Linked DNA regions of Mus musculus: region 1 is linked to region 2. Evidence: chromatin loops called from intact Hi-C (ENCODE). Cell type or tissue: left cerebral cortex. All regions are shown on one strand. Each heading gives the region's core, and the rest is flanking DNA. Links, peaks and the distances in the headings are about the cores only.

Region 1 (8,343 bases), core at 69-8,068, 55 kb before region 2:
AAACTTTCTGTCTGAAACACTAGTTTTAGGCAACCAATATTCTTTATGCACAAAACTATTTTAAGCTGTGGCTGACTTTATTTTCTTATTTATTGGAGATTTAAATTTTGATTCTACTCTGATAGACAATTTTGAATATTGTGAGAAACTCAGCTTTAAAAAAAAATACTCTTAGGCTACTGCACATATAATGATCAGAAATTTCTGGCATCCAAGACAATGGATTCCTTTGTATCTAAACTTTGACAGTTTGGGGGATGACTTAAATATTTATGTAAATTTGGTTACCCTGTGGTGATGACTCTTAATCTAGGGTACTGGGAACCCATGATGATGACAGAATTTTACTTATGGACGCTTTAAAAATTGTCTCTGAGCTGGTTACAAGCCCATTGGTTATAAGCACTGGCTGTTCTTCCAGAGGACGTGGGTTTGATTCTCAGCAACCATGTGTCAATGCAGCTCACAACACTCTGCAACTGAAGTCCTAAGGGATCAGAGACTCTATAGGCATTGAATGCACATGGTACACATACATGCAAGCAAAACATCTGTATATGTAAAGTAAGTAAAATTAAAACAATTGTATCCGAGAGCATGCAGATAACCTTGTTTCCTCTAAGAATTCGGTTTTGCCACAAGTTTCTGAATCTCTCTGTTCATTTTCTCTAAAATAAGGCTGATAATTATAGCTGTTTGGTTAATCAATGACTAAGTGAAGTAATATTTCATTATTATTATTATTATTATTATTATTGTTGTTGTTGTTGTTGTTATTATTGGTTTTTCGAGACAGGGTTTCTCTGTATAGCCTTAGCTGTCCTGAAACTCGCTTCGTAGACCAGGTTGGCCTTCAACTTACAAATCCACCTGCCTCTGCCTCCTGAGTGCTGGGATTAAAGGTATGTGCCACCACGCCCGGCTCTCTTTATTATTTATTTATTTATTTATTTATTTATTTATTTATTTATTTATTTATGTGTGTGTGTGTTTCTGAGTGTGTGTTCTTACAGAGACCAGAAGTCACAAAATCTCTTGGAGCTGGAGTTAAAGGAATATGTGGGCTACCTGATATGGGTGCTGGAATCTGAATTCAGTTCAAGCACTTCTGATCTGGAGTCGTCTCTCTAGACCCAAACAAAGCCACAATATTTGACCCTTAGCTCTTATTACTATCACTCTTTCCTTGTTGAAAATGTGTTTAGATGGAGAAAGAGGGGTATCTGAGACATATGTGGCCAGAATTTCTAGTACTAGTCATTAATTATTGATGAATAAATTTTTAAAAATCAAATGGATCAGGGGTTCCACTAACATGTACAACAAGGTTATTCATTCCAAGTCCATAATCTTCATTAAGTGGTAGCTTTCCTAGAAGAGGGCCAAGTGTGTGTCAGTGAGATCAGTTTAGCATAGTTCATAGGTAAAGCATGAAAAGTACCAGCTTTCCCATATCACACTGGGGCTTCAAAGTCCTCAAGGGAGCCTTGCTTAGCTAAGTATAGCTGTCTCTTCTTTGGACAGAACCTTAACAATAACAAGTTTAGTCAGAACGGAAACTTCTGTGCAATAAATAATAGCTTTCATTGCCATTGGCAATAGCTTTCTGAGTAGGATTTGAAGCCTGTGTGTATGATAGCTGGGGTTGTGTTTCTGATTTTTTTTTTTTCCGCATGGAGAGTAAGGATGAGGCGAGGCATGCTTACTGATCAAAAGGAGGGCTAGCACCTTTGAATACTTTTATCAAACGGTCTGTTATTTCTGGTCCCTCCCTCCAGTGTTAGATATTCCTTCTTGTTAAAAGTGAACTTCCACTGTTATTCTCCTCTTTATAGTTTGTGATGTTCCAGGAAATGAAATGACTTTGCTGAAATAATGCCTAAAATAAGAGTACGTCATCAGTGTGCATGCATCCTAAGAAGAAAATATATTCACTGGTGACCTTTGTGCATTTCAATGCCTCTGATTACCATCTGGAACCTTATTTAACCTCACCCCCAGTAGCACCTCACATATGGATTTACTTAAAGAAAAAATTTCTCTCTTTCTCTCTCTCTCTCTCTCACTCTCTCACTCTCTCTCTCTCTCTCTCTCTCTCTCTCTCTCTCTCTCTGTGTGTGTGTGTGTGTGTGTGTGTGTGTGTGTGTGTGGTGGGGGGAGGGTCACTCATGCACGTGTACAAAGGTATGCATGCATGTGGTGGCAAAGATCAACCCTGGCTTTCCAATTCCTCAGACACTGGCTCACCTTGTTTTGTGTCATCTTTAAATAATTATGGTATTTATGTGCGTATGTGTGTGTGAGTATAGACAGAGGTGTGTTTACCTGGGCCTGGGAAAGGTACCAGATCTCTGAATCCCTCAGAGCTATTTAAGTTAGAGGCATTTGTGGAATGCTCAGCTTGTTACATGGACTGGGATCTGAACCCTGCTCTTCATAATTGAGCAGCAGGTGCTTTTGACTGCAGAGCTATCGCCCCCTCCCTGGGCTCTCAGATAACTACTCTGAACCACTAAAGTTTCTCACTAGCTTGGAGCAGTTTGGGCTGGCAGGCCAGGAAGACCAAGGGATCAACCTGTTTCTACCTGTTGGGCACTAGGACTGGGATTCCATGTGTGTGCCATTATCCCAGCTATTGCTTGCTTGCTTGTTTTCTTCCTTCCTTGTTTTCTTTCTTTCTTCCTCCCTCCCTCCCTCCCTCCCTCCCTCCCTTTCTCCCTCCCTCCCTCCCTTCCTCCCTCCCTCCCTCCATCCCTCCCTACCTCCCTTCCTCCCCTCCCTCCATCCTTCCCTCCCTTCTCCCCTCCCTCCATCCTTCCCTCCCTTCTTTCTTTCTTTCTTTCTTTCTTTCTTTCTTTCTTTCTTTCTTTCTTTCTTTCATACATAACATAAGTTCTAAGAGACTGCAACCACTTTCCTGGTTGATCTATCACCCAGTTCAAAAAAAGTTTCTAGGTCTGGATGAACCATTTGTTACACAGTGCTTAAGCAACTTTACACATTTAACTGTGGACTGTGTTTGGTGTTATTCACTTCTTACAGATGATATGGATAAAGAGCATTTAAAAATTTATATAACATACTAGTAGGAAAATATCAATTATTAAATGTTAAAAATTGTGAATATTATCTACAATATGCCACTTGAATAAGCACTTGATGTTCAGTAATTTATATTAATTAATTTGCATCAGCATTGTTTAATGCTGTGGTCTTTGCTCAATACCTGATAGATGTATAACTTACATATAAATCTTGAAAAATGGATAAAAATAATCCATATGTGTGGTAATATAGTCAGGTCAGGTTTAGAGGTAGATGCTTTATAGGGCCCTTTTGTAAGTAACCATAAATTCAATTATAGTGTGTTTATCACTTAAGGACCTTGATACTCTGATAAAGTGGATTTTCCTTATTAAAAGTAAAGGAAACTGTTAGTTGGAATAAAGAACAGGGGTACAGGATAGTTCAGTGTCAGAGCACTTGCCTAGCTAGTTTGTTTGAGACCTGGAGTTCAGTCACCAGCACCACAGAAGAAATAAAAGTCATAAGTACAATAAAAACTGAGGGAGGTCCCTGAGGTTCCAGCATACTATTGGAATGGAGGGCTTATTCTAATTTGTCCTGCACACTTTGGGGTGTAGGCAACAGTTGTGAGTGTTATAATGATTTTTCCATATGTGGTGGTCTGGTTTCAGAGGAGACGTCCACATTGTGTAGATGTTTCAATTTGCATCATTAGATTAAGCTAAAGGGTGTGATCTTGCCTCCTCTAAGTCACATAATTCTCTTTTTATGTTCATGGAAGTTCTGTCTAATTCCCAAAGGGAGCATAGAGCTCTAAATTATGATGTCCTCCCGAAGAGTTAGGAACGTCACCCCATTAACACTTGACACGAGGAAAAGGCAACTCTTTGAATGTTGGGATAAAAATATGTCCCACCAGTGGAGAGCTATATTTTATCTGTAACTGAGTAATTTAGACTCAAGTGACCTATATTGAGGAAAAGAATTAATAATGAAAAGATGAAGGATTGATGGATTCCTGCCACACAGGAACAGGAAGTTCAGCACATTAACAGTTAGCTGGATGAATTTGGGACATGATGCTATTCCCAAAATTATCAGGAAGAGAAAATATAATAAAGGAGAAAAAATCGCGTGAACAGTTTCCTACTCCCACCTCCCCGGATGCTGGGCTTCATGCTCCCTTAGATGGAGCTTCTCCATCAGGTTTCTCTTTTGAAAAAAGCTCCGTGTTTTGTGGGCTCTTTTCCAGTGAGAAATAAACCAAAAGTTTTTTGTTTATTTTTGAAGTGATCATTGTGTCCTCAGAACATAATTCTCTGAATCCCACTTGTTGGTATTCTAAGAAAATTCGCTGCTTTGTGTGTAAGAAAACACTGTCATCTTCCAAGTTAAAGTCCAGATAAAAATGTATCTAGTTCCTTAGCAAGCCAAACTCCTTAATAGAATTGCTTCTTTGTGGGAACATGGTTTTTCTGAGCATCTTTCTTCACTGCCTCCCTCCGTAATTCTCCTCCACCCCCTCTTCCTCCTCTGCCTCTTTTTCCTCCTTTTCCTCCACTTCCGCTGCCTCCTCTCTTTCTTCCTCCCACATTAGTTCCTGTAACAGCTCAGAAAAAAAATCTGTCCCAGATTTTAAGCACTTTGAAATTCTTATGATAGGAAATGTACCCTGAATTTAATCTGATTATTTAAAAAAGAACTGCAGATTCAATTTCTTATAATAACTTGTTACGATTGTTATAGGATCCATATCTTGAAGACTTAGCTAAAGTCATAAGAAGGAGAAAGAAACCTGAAATAGAAAGTTACCAGCCCAAAGCTGTATTTGTTTGATACATAAGTCACTGAAATCATGTCTGGAAATTTTGGAATCCTACCTTTGACTCCAGCCCTCCCGCCCCCCCCCCCCCCGCATCCTGTACTGAATGCTGAAAGTGATGTGTGCACATTTGTGGGAACTGAATTTGGATCGTCTCAGAGATCAATATATGCTCTTAACCACTGGATTGTCCCCCCAGCCCCTGGGAAATAATTTTTAAGGCTAATTTGGCAAAGTGCCATCATGATACTATGAGTGATTCTTTGCAGGATACCAAGGCAAGAGCTCTGTATGAGTTTAACCTTTGATCCTGGAACACCAAACTTCTATTGGCAGTATCAATTCCTGAATGAACAGATTCTCTGGGCTCTGGATCTGTAGAGCATACTTACTAACATTTTGAAAGCATAGTGTTTTTCTCAGCATTGTGTTCTTGGGTCTAAGGGTTTTTTTTGTTGTTTTTTTTGGTTTTTTTTTTTTTTTTTTTGGATGTAAAATGATTCCTAACTTAAGGCATTCCTCAAAAGGGGAGGGGCTGATATAGCTAATACAATCAATACTTTTAAAAGCCTCCAAGAGTTTGTGAGTGAAATTGAAGTTCAAGTCTCTTGACCCTTGGGCCTTTTTTTTTTTTTAAGGATTTATTTTTTTATTAGATACTTTATTTACGTTTCAAATGTTATCCCCTTTCCCAGTTTTCCCTCTGAAAATCCCCTATCCTCTCCCCACTCCCCCTGCTCCCCTACCCACCCACTCCCATTCCTGGCATTTTCCTATACTGGGGCCTTCACAGGACCTAGGGCCTCCCATTGTTCCCAGACCCATAGAACTTTTATGAAAGAAGGTCCCATTATATTTGGGATTCATTTTTTCAAAGTAAGCTATAGGTATGCTACTTGTGTGTCAAAGATAGGATAAGAATTAAAAGGAAGTAAATAACATGGGCAATGCATCCAGCATAGTGTATATTACCTGTCATATAAGGACTCTGATTTGGATACTGTGATGGTCAATTTCAACTGTCAACCTAAAACAACCTAGAATCACTTGGGAAGAGATTCTTGAGAAATTATCTAGATCAGTTCAGTTTATACACAAGGTTGTGGGAAATGGTCCTGATTGTTAATTGATATAGGAAGATCCAGCCCACCACTGGTGACAACATACCCTAGACTGGGCTCTAAAAAGTGTACGAGTGAGAGAAAGCTTTGATTATCTCTGTTCTTGATTGTGAGATGTGGCAAGCTTTCTCAAGCTCTAAATTCCATGATTTCCCTGCAATGGTGCACTCTGACCTAGATTGATAACTTTACTTCATAAGTTGCTTTTTGTCAGGGTATTTTTATCACAGAAATGAATGAGGACAGGTACCGTGGCTTGCTGTTTTCTCAGTTCATGAATGACAGCTTTCAAGGCTACTAGATGCTGATATTTTTGTTTCCTTTTCATAACAGGGCTCTAAGTGCAGGTCAGCTCCTTTATTTCAATCAACCAGAAAAAGCCACACCTATTAGAACCACAGGAGAAACTATTTATGTTGTGTAGACTCTGAGGTGTAATTCATTATTAGACATTTTTTTAAAGGATAGGTTTGACTTTCATTATTTTTTATTTTAAGATCCAAATTGTGACTGTGAAACACATTAGGATTCAAATTTAGTTAATAACATTGTATTCTCTGATGGTTTAAATGTGTCTTTAGTAAAGCATACTGCTAAAGTGAGATATAAAATATTTATTTTGTAATCTTCAGGTGGATTAGTTAAACATGAAAAAAGACATTGTGATGACAATACTACTGCCATGATATTTTGTGAGAGTGGGTTTTGCATTGTGTTTTCTATAATTTTGATGTTAAAATTTTATTGAAATGTACTATGAGGAGAACTGGGTACAGAAAAGTGGAGAGATCAGACTATCTTATCTAACTGAGCCAAAATGGACCTTACCCATGTATAAGCAAGCACCTTACTTAGGAGTAAGGTCCCTCCATATCAGGCTCTTTATCCCCAGATTAATTATTATTTGTAGTTGTGTGTGCGTGCGTGTGTGTTTATGGTATACGTGTGTATGGTATACATGTATGTATGGTATATATGGAAGTATGATGTGTGTGTGTGTGTGTGTGTGTGTGCGTGTCTGTGTGTGTATGTGTATTATATGTTGGACATCTTTGATTTAGCATCCAGTTCAAAGACTGACCTATGAGACTGTGTGTCATTGCAATTGAGTACCACTAGTAACTCATTCTATTGGGATGAGCCTTTGGGTAGCTCCCAATGAGATGCTGCTACAAATAGCTTTGCTATGAGCACTCTAATCTGTTCTCCTACACACATGCTACCTACCTATACACTCCTGCAGATACTCCTACCGTGACCATATCTAGGACTAGAGATTGGAGAGCATAGATTGTATATCTTTTGGGTTCACAAATGTCTGCCAGCTCATATCAGAAGTATATTAAAGTTCTTAGACCTCTATGCTTTATACTTTTTAACTTCAGGGCACCCACTTCTCTTCTTAGACATTGCAATGATTGAAGCTTCCTTTACATTTCCCAAGGATATGTAATCTCAGACTCTCAGGTTAAGAACCCAAATAAAGTGATTATTAAAATAAACTCCTGTTGATGATAGTAAGATGCTGTTCTGTTCTTAACAAAGTTATTCCAAATTCACCTTCAGAACACAAAATAATTATAACTCAAATTAAATGATGGCAGCTGGTTTGGGTTTATTCTTTACTTCTTTTCTCTTATAATTTTTATTGCCATTAGAAATACCTAACCTATGTGCCTTCCTTAACTTAAAATAGTTTTTATGCCAAATATTTTTTTCTATTGTACCAAGTGGCTTGGCTTCCTTTTTTAAGAATGTTCAAGGTCCAATTAAAGTTAGAAAAATTTTCCAAAGCACTCTGTGTGTCATCCTCTGACATAATTCTGTGTGGAAGACATGTGGCTTTGTTTGCTTAGTGCTTGGCTCAAAGAATACAGTCTGTGTATTCAAATGCTCCTTTACCATTTCAGAACATAAAATATCTCTTAAATTATAGTCTGTTCAGTGAATCTAATTTTTGCACAATTGAAATTTTCATCAGTATCTAGCTTGGAAATTGTGATTTACCATCAATAATAGCATTCTAGCAATTTGTTCTAACAAATTATGAATGTATAAGACATGTGAGAGAAGTTATTGGGAGACAGTACTAGTCTTTGATGCCAGTAGAAGTATGGCTATAAATCCAGTGTCTCTTAGTTGTAAGTGTTGTGTTGCAATACAAAGCCCGTGTCAATTAAAGCTATAGTCATTCTTAGATAATACTAATAATTTTGAACTGATTATAGGGTTAGATTATTTTCTATTGAACTTAGGGAAAGGTCTAAAGAGGTATTAAGGCATACACAGTTTAACCACTAATAATTTTAATTATTCATTCAAGATAAGCCACATGAAAAGTGACTTTATATTCATATGCAGGTTATAATTTTC
Region 2 (8,343 bases), core at 329-8,328:
CTTCCTTCCTTCCTTCCTTCCCTTATTCCTTTTATTTGTCTTATATTATCATATCCTGAACTCAAATCTATCTAAAGACTATCACCCATACTACTCTTAAGCACTGTAATATTATGCAAATGTATTTTATTAAGAAGGCAAAGTGGATTCTCACTTCCCAGCTCACCAAATCTAAAGGTATTAAATCTCTTACTTGGTCCTCTCTCATGGAACCTAGAATTCCATTCAACCATGGCATGCCATTTGATCCAATGCAAAGCTGATTAGGAAGGATATCACCATGGTAGGACATAAAGGAGCTTGGTATTTAGAGTCATGCTCACTTTGATTCAACTTAGACTTCGGAGTGACAGGCTCTCAGGGTGCCTGCTATCCTTTCACACTGTACTTCCTCCTGTGAATCCTGAGACCCAATAATAATCCTTTGGGTGACTATTCAGGATATTGTCTAATTATTTCCAACTTTTTTCCTTCTAAGCATATTCCTCCAGTTCTTGGTTAGGCAGGCTATAGGATTTGTTATAGCTAACAAGAAGTATGTAAACTCCTTTCTTAACCCAAATCTTGGGGATGGAGAGATGGGTCAGTGGTTAAGGACACTTGCTGCTATTCCATGGAACTAAGTTTTGATTCCCAGTACCTATACTAGGCAATTCACAACCACCCATAACTCTTATTCCAAGGAGCCAATGCCTTCTTCTGGCTATTGTGGGCATTACACACACATGGTACACAAACCATATATGTACACATAAAAAAACCTCCTATATCCTCCACTTCTCTCTCTCTCTCTCTCTCTCTCTCTCTCTCTCTCTCTCTCTCTCTCTCTCTCTCTCTCTCTCCCTCTCTCTCCCTCCCTCTCTCTCTCCCTGGCTCTGTGTGTATGTGTGTAAAAGAAAACAGGTTTCCTAAGAGCACTGCAGGGGGCAGCAAACTGTGTGGTAACCATTGTGGTGCCTATTCTAGTTTTTTCCTTTACCTGTGGGTCTGCTAATATTTTCAGCAATCATAGATAGATATTTACATAAAAAACAAACAAAGCTACTAGTAGCCTCAGAAATTCAATTGGACTCTCCTTAAGGGAATTCTTTGGTCTTGTTTGCACATTTGGACCATTATCTGGTGACAGTACATGGAAATTCCTAATTGGACAAGCATGAGTCATGTGACTTTCCCTTCAATCATGACTATTTTAGAGCACTGTGGTCAATGGGCTTTGAGCACTAACCCAGAGACAGAGGGGAGGGAGTAGGCTGCTTAGTAGTCATGTTAGGATACTCATTACAAAACTCTTCAAAAAGCTTACAGAGAGATAGGAGAGAACTTTGTAAGAGAACCATTCACCTTAAGTTTTATACTTAAGAGCTAACCTCCATCAACACTTCTCATTGATTTCCTGGGGCTCAGGAACAGAAGTATTGGATGGAACGTCTCATGGTTGCCTGTGAGAAACAGAAATGAAGCTTCCAAGGTAGACTCTTAGGTCTCCAGTAGAAGGATCTAGGCTTAGAGGCAGCATGTATTTATCTGGGTAAAACTCGTATCTCCAACCATGAAAGGGCACACAAAGTGACCAATCTCTAGTTGACTTGTGAACATTCTCCCAATGATGTAGGAAAAGTCACTAAACATCTCCAAGGGTAATAAAGCATTATAATGCTATAAGAGTCAGAAACCTCTGAAAATTATCTGAATTCTACTTTGTAATGTGGGAAATACTCGAAAATTTTACTAATAGGAAATGTTACACTGGGGGAAAACTGACTTGCTATTCTTGGCCACGCAAGTTCTGCTAGAGGGTATCATGATTGCTGTGGATACACGTTGGGCAATTTCATATACCAGCCCTTCCTCCATTGTCACTTGGCTCAGAAAATTTCATGAAATTATACAAATCCCTGAAATCTAATATTTTTATGTGATAAAATTGTGTAAGAGGAGGGGGTGGAAGAGAAGTTTGGAAAATATGATGACAGATGGCAAGTGGGCTCAGGCACATAGCGTTCCTATATATAGGGGAGGGGACAATCTGGTTAATCAAGGGGAGGGGGGGCAGTTTTAAATTTAGTTCCAAGTATTTTATATATTCAGCAACATCATGTGTAGTGTAAAAGTGTACCGAAGCAGCTGAGCTGGGTAGAATTTTTAATGTTTTTCTTGGTTGGGGGTGAGCTGTGTGATCTGTATTTTCAACAGCTTTACATATTATTTCATGATGCCTACATCTGAAAATCAAATTGTATCCATAGGTTTGGGGTACGTCTTTTGAAAGAGGACTGAGAATATATTTCTAGAGAGTTTCTTCCAAGGAAATCTAAGGCATTTCAAAGACTATGGTCATTACAACTTACTTAGCACATGGGAAAAGTATGGCAAATATTCTCAATGAAGATGATTCTAGAGCTTGGTGGGAGGAGCAATGGGGAGGCAGGAGAAAGTCCTGAGAGCAAAGCCCAGCTTTACGTAATGCAGGACAGGTAAACTGTGTTGCCTGGCATAAATCACTTCAGACGTTTGGATCCTAATTTATTATTAAAATGAGCGTTCAGGGGCTGAAAAGATGCTTCAGTGCGTAAAGAGATTGTTGTACAGATGCAAGTACCAGAGTTTAAATGTTTGGAATCCACATAAAGCCAGATGTGATGTCACGCATCTGTCATCTTTAGCACTCCTGCAGTGAGTTGGAAGGCGGAGACCTGAGAATCCCTGGAAGCTCATGGGCCAGCCAGAATAGGCAGTTTGGTGTCCAACCACAAGAGAAGGTGAGGATCAATATCCCAAGTCTAACCGCCTTAATCTCTAGTAAAGAGAATCTGGGGCCGAGTGTGCACTGGGCTTGGTTTTCCTAAACAAAGGACTTTCCTACCTCATGTATTCATTGTCATTTCCTAGTATTGTTCTCACCTTAAGCCCTCCTTCGAAAGGACTGTTGGTGACATGGTAGTGACATGCCTCTCATGTTTGGATACAAAGGGAAAATTATGTCTTGGGTGAGAGAAAGGCAACTTTCCAAAAGATGTTCACATACCTTGGCTGGCCCAAAATGACTTTGCTTCCCACCTCTAATGATGACCAGGAAATGGATCTTCTGTGTATCATAGGAAAGACTACTAAAATTACAGCCAGCTCAACAGAGAAGTTGGATTAACATGAGTGAAAACCAAGACAAGAGATATATTTAGAGCAAGCAACATTGAAATCTGATAGACACTCCTTGGAACACTTACTCTTCATCTACTCTGTGAATTTAAATAAGAGCTAGGGTGTTTGTGTGTGTGTGTGTAACCATGACAATGAAGTAAAAGTTTCATATGATAGCTATTACCATACAAAGCACATAGTAAGCACTCAGTAAATATACCTACATTGGACTAACCTTACATCTGTTAAACATAGCAAATGTATTTTTTAGTTGGCAACTAATTAAGAAATTGCAGGTATTTCTGGTGTTGCCATAGTGACACAAAATCTACCAAAATAAGTTTTTGTTTTAGCACAGTGGTTTTCAAACTTGGCTGCATATTGGAACTAACTAGGGAACTGTGAAAAATACCATTGCCAGAGTCTATCATCCAGAGATGCTAATTTGATGGATCTCGGGGTAGGGTCTCGGGGCATGGATGCATAAATACATCATCCCTTACTGGGATTCACTGCCAAACCTCTGGCTTAAGGAATATAAGTAGGGGCATTTCTTCCTTTTGAACAGAGCCCAAGGTTTCCTCGACTTCCTTTTACAATACTCTTTCCCTTTGCTCTAAACTAGTAACGGCTAGGTTCTCTTGTCTGAACTGGCACCATTACAAGTGCCACACATTCTCCATTACAGTATAAAAAACGCTGTATGTGAGGGTGGAGACCAAGAGTGGGGAAGGAGGCCCACTGTCAATATGTTGTGTGAGAAGAAAGAAATGAAAGGATAGGAAAGAGAAAACGAGAAAGGAGGCGAAGAGCACTTCCTTCTGGTGCTGGGATGTGGTGAGAGAGGCCCTTTTAGGCACGCTGAGTCTCAGCATCCCACACAGACACCCATGCTCACACAGACACATCATCTGAATCTCTTCCCAGCCTCCTCCCGCTCAGCCCACTGCCAACCACTCACTTAACATCTTGCTAAGAATTTATAAAACATCTCAAACATGAATAAGTGAGAAGTGACAGAGTTTGTTCATTCATTCACACATTCATTTATTCATATTTTCTATAAATATTGATTGAGTACCCACTATGGACCAGGTATCTTGCCAGACAGCAAACAAACAGTAATGATCAGAACAGGGGGCTTTCAGATTTTACCAAAGCCCTGAATTTGGAAAGCATTTGAGGTAAAGAACCTGGGTGGGATGATCTACCATCTTTTCATGAGTTCTTGAGTTCAGGTCTCTGTAGATTGCTGAATGAATGGGTACTTAAATAAATTAATGGCAGAAGGAAAGGGTGAATGGACAGTGATGAGCAGCAGATGGTTAGGGAGGAAGAAAATGATATTAGATTGTGAATATGAATGAATGTCATTTCATTCTAGATCACACAGTTTGTGGGTATTTTGTTTTTAAAGATTTGTTTATTTTTGTATGTGAGTACGCTGTAGCTGTCTTCAGACGCACCAGAAGAGGGCAGGGGATCCCATAACAGATGTTGTAAGCCATCATGTGGGTGCTGGGAATTGAACTCAGGACCACTGGAAGTGCAGTCAATGCTCTTAACCACTGAACTATCTCTCCAGCCCAAGATCTTTGATTTTTAAAATAATCAAGTATAACTGTGCTTGGTGGCACTTCCTACACTCCCAACATCTAGGAGGCAGGGACAGGGAGATTCAAACCAGTCAGTGCTACCCAATAGGATAATTGTCTCAAAACAAATAGGATCCTACCTCAGACATCATTATACACTGTGCATTTTGGGAAGGTAATGCAAGGAGTGATGGCATCAGAGAAAGTCTGTACCCAGGGTGCGCAAAACCAATGTGGGTAAAGAACAGGATGATAGAAAGGCAAGAGAATGGATAAAAGCTTCGAATCAAGAAGAATGTGATACATTTGACGGGCTGAAAGCCACTGAGCTTTCCCGGATGGTATGGATTTGAGCAGCAGACTCAGGACACAGAGCAGTAGACACTACTGCAAACGGAAGCAACACTGACTCTCAGGGATAGAAAGGATCAGAGGCTAGGTAGAGTGGGGAGCCAGGTGAGACTCCATGGGAAATGATCTACCAGTACCAAGTCTAGAGAATTTGAGTTAAAACCCGTAAAGTGGATGGGGCAATGGATGAATAGAGGAGGGGGCTCTTGTGGATGTTTCAAATACAGTTGAATTTGCAAAGGAAGTATGAAAACATCTTAAAAGTCTGAGGAAAAAAATCTTACAGTATAAAAATAAGTAAAACAAAACAAAACAAACAAACAAAAAACTTGATCAAAGCTAACAGTACATCAGCCCTGCTGATAAGCATCTTCCAGTGATCCTGTGCATAGCCTCAGAAGGTACACCCACCCAGGTGGAGCTGAGAACAGTGTAGTCGGGCTCCAGAGCAATTTGGTCATTTCTGTCATACTGTCTTACTGACCAGGTCAACAACAGAGAAGCAAAAGGAAGAAGACTCAGGGAAGGTGCTGGTAGTGGGGGTCAGCAGAGGTGTGTTTCTCTAGCAGGTATGAGACCTTGGCTAAAATACACATTTTACAAAAATTGTCCTATTACTGGAAATTCCTTAGTTCCTAGAATTGAAATGAAAACCAGACCAAAGAGAATAGTTAATCAGACATATTAATATCGAAAGAAAACTTAGAAATTTTAAAATAAAACTTACACGAACACAGGGAGTTAAGAAAAGTTAAGAGGATTGCTTCCCTAGAAGGAAAAGGAGATGGAGTCTTTCCTACCAGGTAGGATCCCATAGAGAAACATTGTCCTTTTTGGGCTCTATCTCACCAAAATAGGAGCAACCACATTAGAGATGACCAACATATATGGACTATTCAGAAAAAGAAAAGTATTTTATGTTGATAAAGACACCATTGAAGGGAGAATTACTGATTTGGAAAATGTAATATCCAGAGGGGGTGAAAATTGCAAGACATATTTGAAGTGTTTCTTACTTTTGTCAAGAAAGGGTCTCACTGTGTACGCCTGACACACTACTACATATTTCAGGCCGACCCTAGGATTGATAGTATCCTCTTGCCTTTGCGCCCAAGTGCTAGTATTCTAGGAAGGAGTCACCATACTTGGCTCAGTACAGAAAATGTTGACAGTTCAGTATTTAGAAAAGTAAGAAATCCAATGGATATGTATGCTCAGAGAAGTGCTAGGTACATGCACACTTGCATGTGAGTGCTGCAAACCTTGTGGTGGTGCATCAGAGATGACTTCAAATTCTCTATTTAGATCTTGAGTTTTCTACCTTTCTAAATTGATGTGCATGTGCGACATGAACTCAGGAAAAAAAAAAGACTACTTAGGGGCAGGAACAGCACCAACAAGTAGGGGGGAGGCTGTATGGGGGAGAGCAGTTGGGGGAGATTCATCATATATATGTACACAAATATCACAGTAAAACTAAAAAAAAATTCTAACATGAGATAGCAAAGAGAGGAAAACATGACTATGTATTTTTGTAAGTAGGAAAATTATAAGTATATAAAACTGTAAAAAAGTACAGTTTTGATCATAAATGGATCATCTCTTCAATATCTGTTCCCATTTCTCATTGTTATTCTAATGTCTCCCATGTGCCACCTCCCTTATTCTCTCTCTCTCTCTCTCTCTCTCTCTCTCTCTCTCTCTCTTAGCTTAGGGTGGGGGTGGGACATTATTTATCTCTAAGCCTAGCACTGTGATCTTTCCTCTTGGTCCAGAGAGCAGTCCAAGGAGGCATACTGACTCAAACTAGGCTCAAGAGACATGAAGTGATTTTTTTTTTTTAAATATAAGTTAAAAAGGAGATGTCCTTGCTCATGTGGCAGAGCTCACAGGTGCCATCACCTGTATAGATTTAAGTGCCAAGGCCAACTAATGGTGGCTTTTTTGAAAAGCACAGCTCTACTCTCCACCAGCAAGGTCGAGGAAAACACAAGCTATGCCAACAATAGCAGGCAGCAAACTGGAAGCTGGTGAATTACCTGGGATTATCTGTCATAGTTGGTCTCACTCAAAACTCACATCATAGATGAGGATGCACAGAGCCCAGACACCTGTTAGCTGTCCTGCCACATCTATGATGAGAAGATTGTCTTGGAACAGATATCCTGAAAGGCAAAGAGAAAATTAGAAAGGCAACAGCTAGGCCTTCAATGGTACAATGGAATTGTAGAAGCAAACTCACCTGGACACAAGCTCACTTGTGGCCTGTCAAACACTAAGAAACCATACATCTTTACTCTTTTCTTGTTTGGATTGTTTCAGTGTTTATTTTTTCCTCTCTCTTTTTTTCCTGCAAATGGCAACCATCGTATACAGCCTACATCCTTCTTTTGTGTCATTAGCATCTCAGAAGATTGATGTCTTTGTCTACTTGCTGCTCCTATAACTGAACACAGTAGACTGGGTAATTTATAAAGAATAAAGGTTTAATCAGCATGTCTCATTCTGGAGGCTGTTTGATTCAAGGTCAAGGTACTATATCTGTGAAGCTCTTCTTGCTAGTGGGAAATCTGCAAATCTGTTAGAGGTCAGAGACTATTACATCATGAAAGGGGTACATACAAGAGACAGACTGGGTTTGTAACAACCTACTGTCAAGATAGTGCACTAACACATTGGTCCATGGGATGGATTAACCCATTCGTGGAGGCAGAAGCTCTTATAGTTCCTACCTGATTCTAACTCTCAATATATCCAAATGGGGACTTTATTTCAACACAAGCTTTGGTGAGGACATTTAAGCTATAACAACTGCTATCTTCCTTCTAACTTCTTGCCAGCTACTCAGTGGCACAGATCTTATTTTCTCTGACCTTGATGGTGAGTGCCAGAGCAATGCTTTCTGTTACAGTAGCCACTAGCTGAACATGGCTAAGTTGAAATAAATTTAAAATAAAATTAGATATAAATTTAAAATGAAATTAAATAGAATTTAAAATTGACTTCCATAGCTGTACTAGCCACATTTCAAGAGCTTAACAACTAGTGCGGTATTGGGTCCCACATTCACCAGTATAGAAAGAGAACATTTTCTAGCAACAGTGGTGTGAGTGTGTGTGTATGTGTGTAGGCCACAGAACAACCTCAGATATCATTTTGAAGTACTATCAATACCCTCCTCTCCCTCTTCCTCTTTCTTTCTTGAAACCAGATCTCTCATTAACATGGAACTTACCATGGAGGTTATAGTGCTTGG

The links. Peaks named below come from ENCODE experiments on the same cell type or tissue, not always from the same donor. Only the 100,000 strongest peaks of a DNase experiment are listed, where the experiment ranks them.
Region 1: it touches region 2 in a loop (8-fold over the local background); 2 of 42 quality-filtered maps call a loop at or near these places.

The regions. Positions count from the first base shown.
Region 1 is chr6:96,040,026-96,048,368 of GRCm38, forward strand. It overlaps 2900060L22Rik. Among named protein-coding and RNA genes, the nearest start is that of Tafa1, 69 kb to the right of the region's middle. In left cerebral cortex, for the core only: no CTCF peak of the experiment used is centred there; DNase peaks (open chromatin) are centred at 4,293 and 4,520.
Region 2 is chr6:96,094,456-96,102,798 of GRCm38, forward strand. It overlaps 2900060L22Rik. Among named protein-coding and RNA genes, the nearest start is that of Tafa1, 15 kb to the right of the region's middle. In left cerebral cortex, for the core only: no CTCF peak of the experiment used is centred there; DNase peaks (open chromatin) are centred at 2,016, 3,548 and 3,964; H3K27ac peaks cover 348 bases.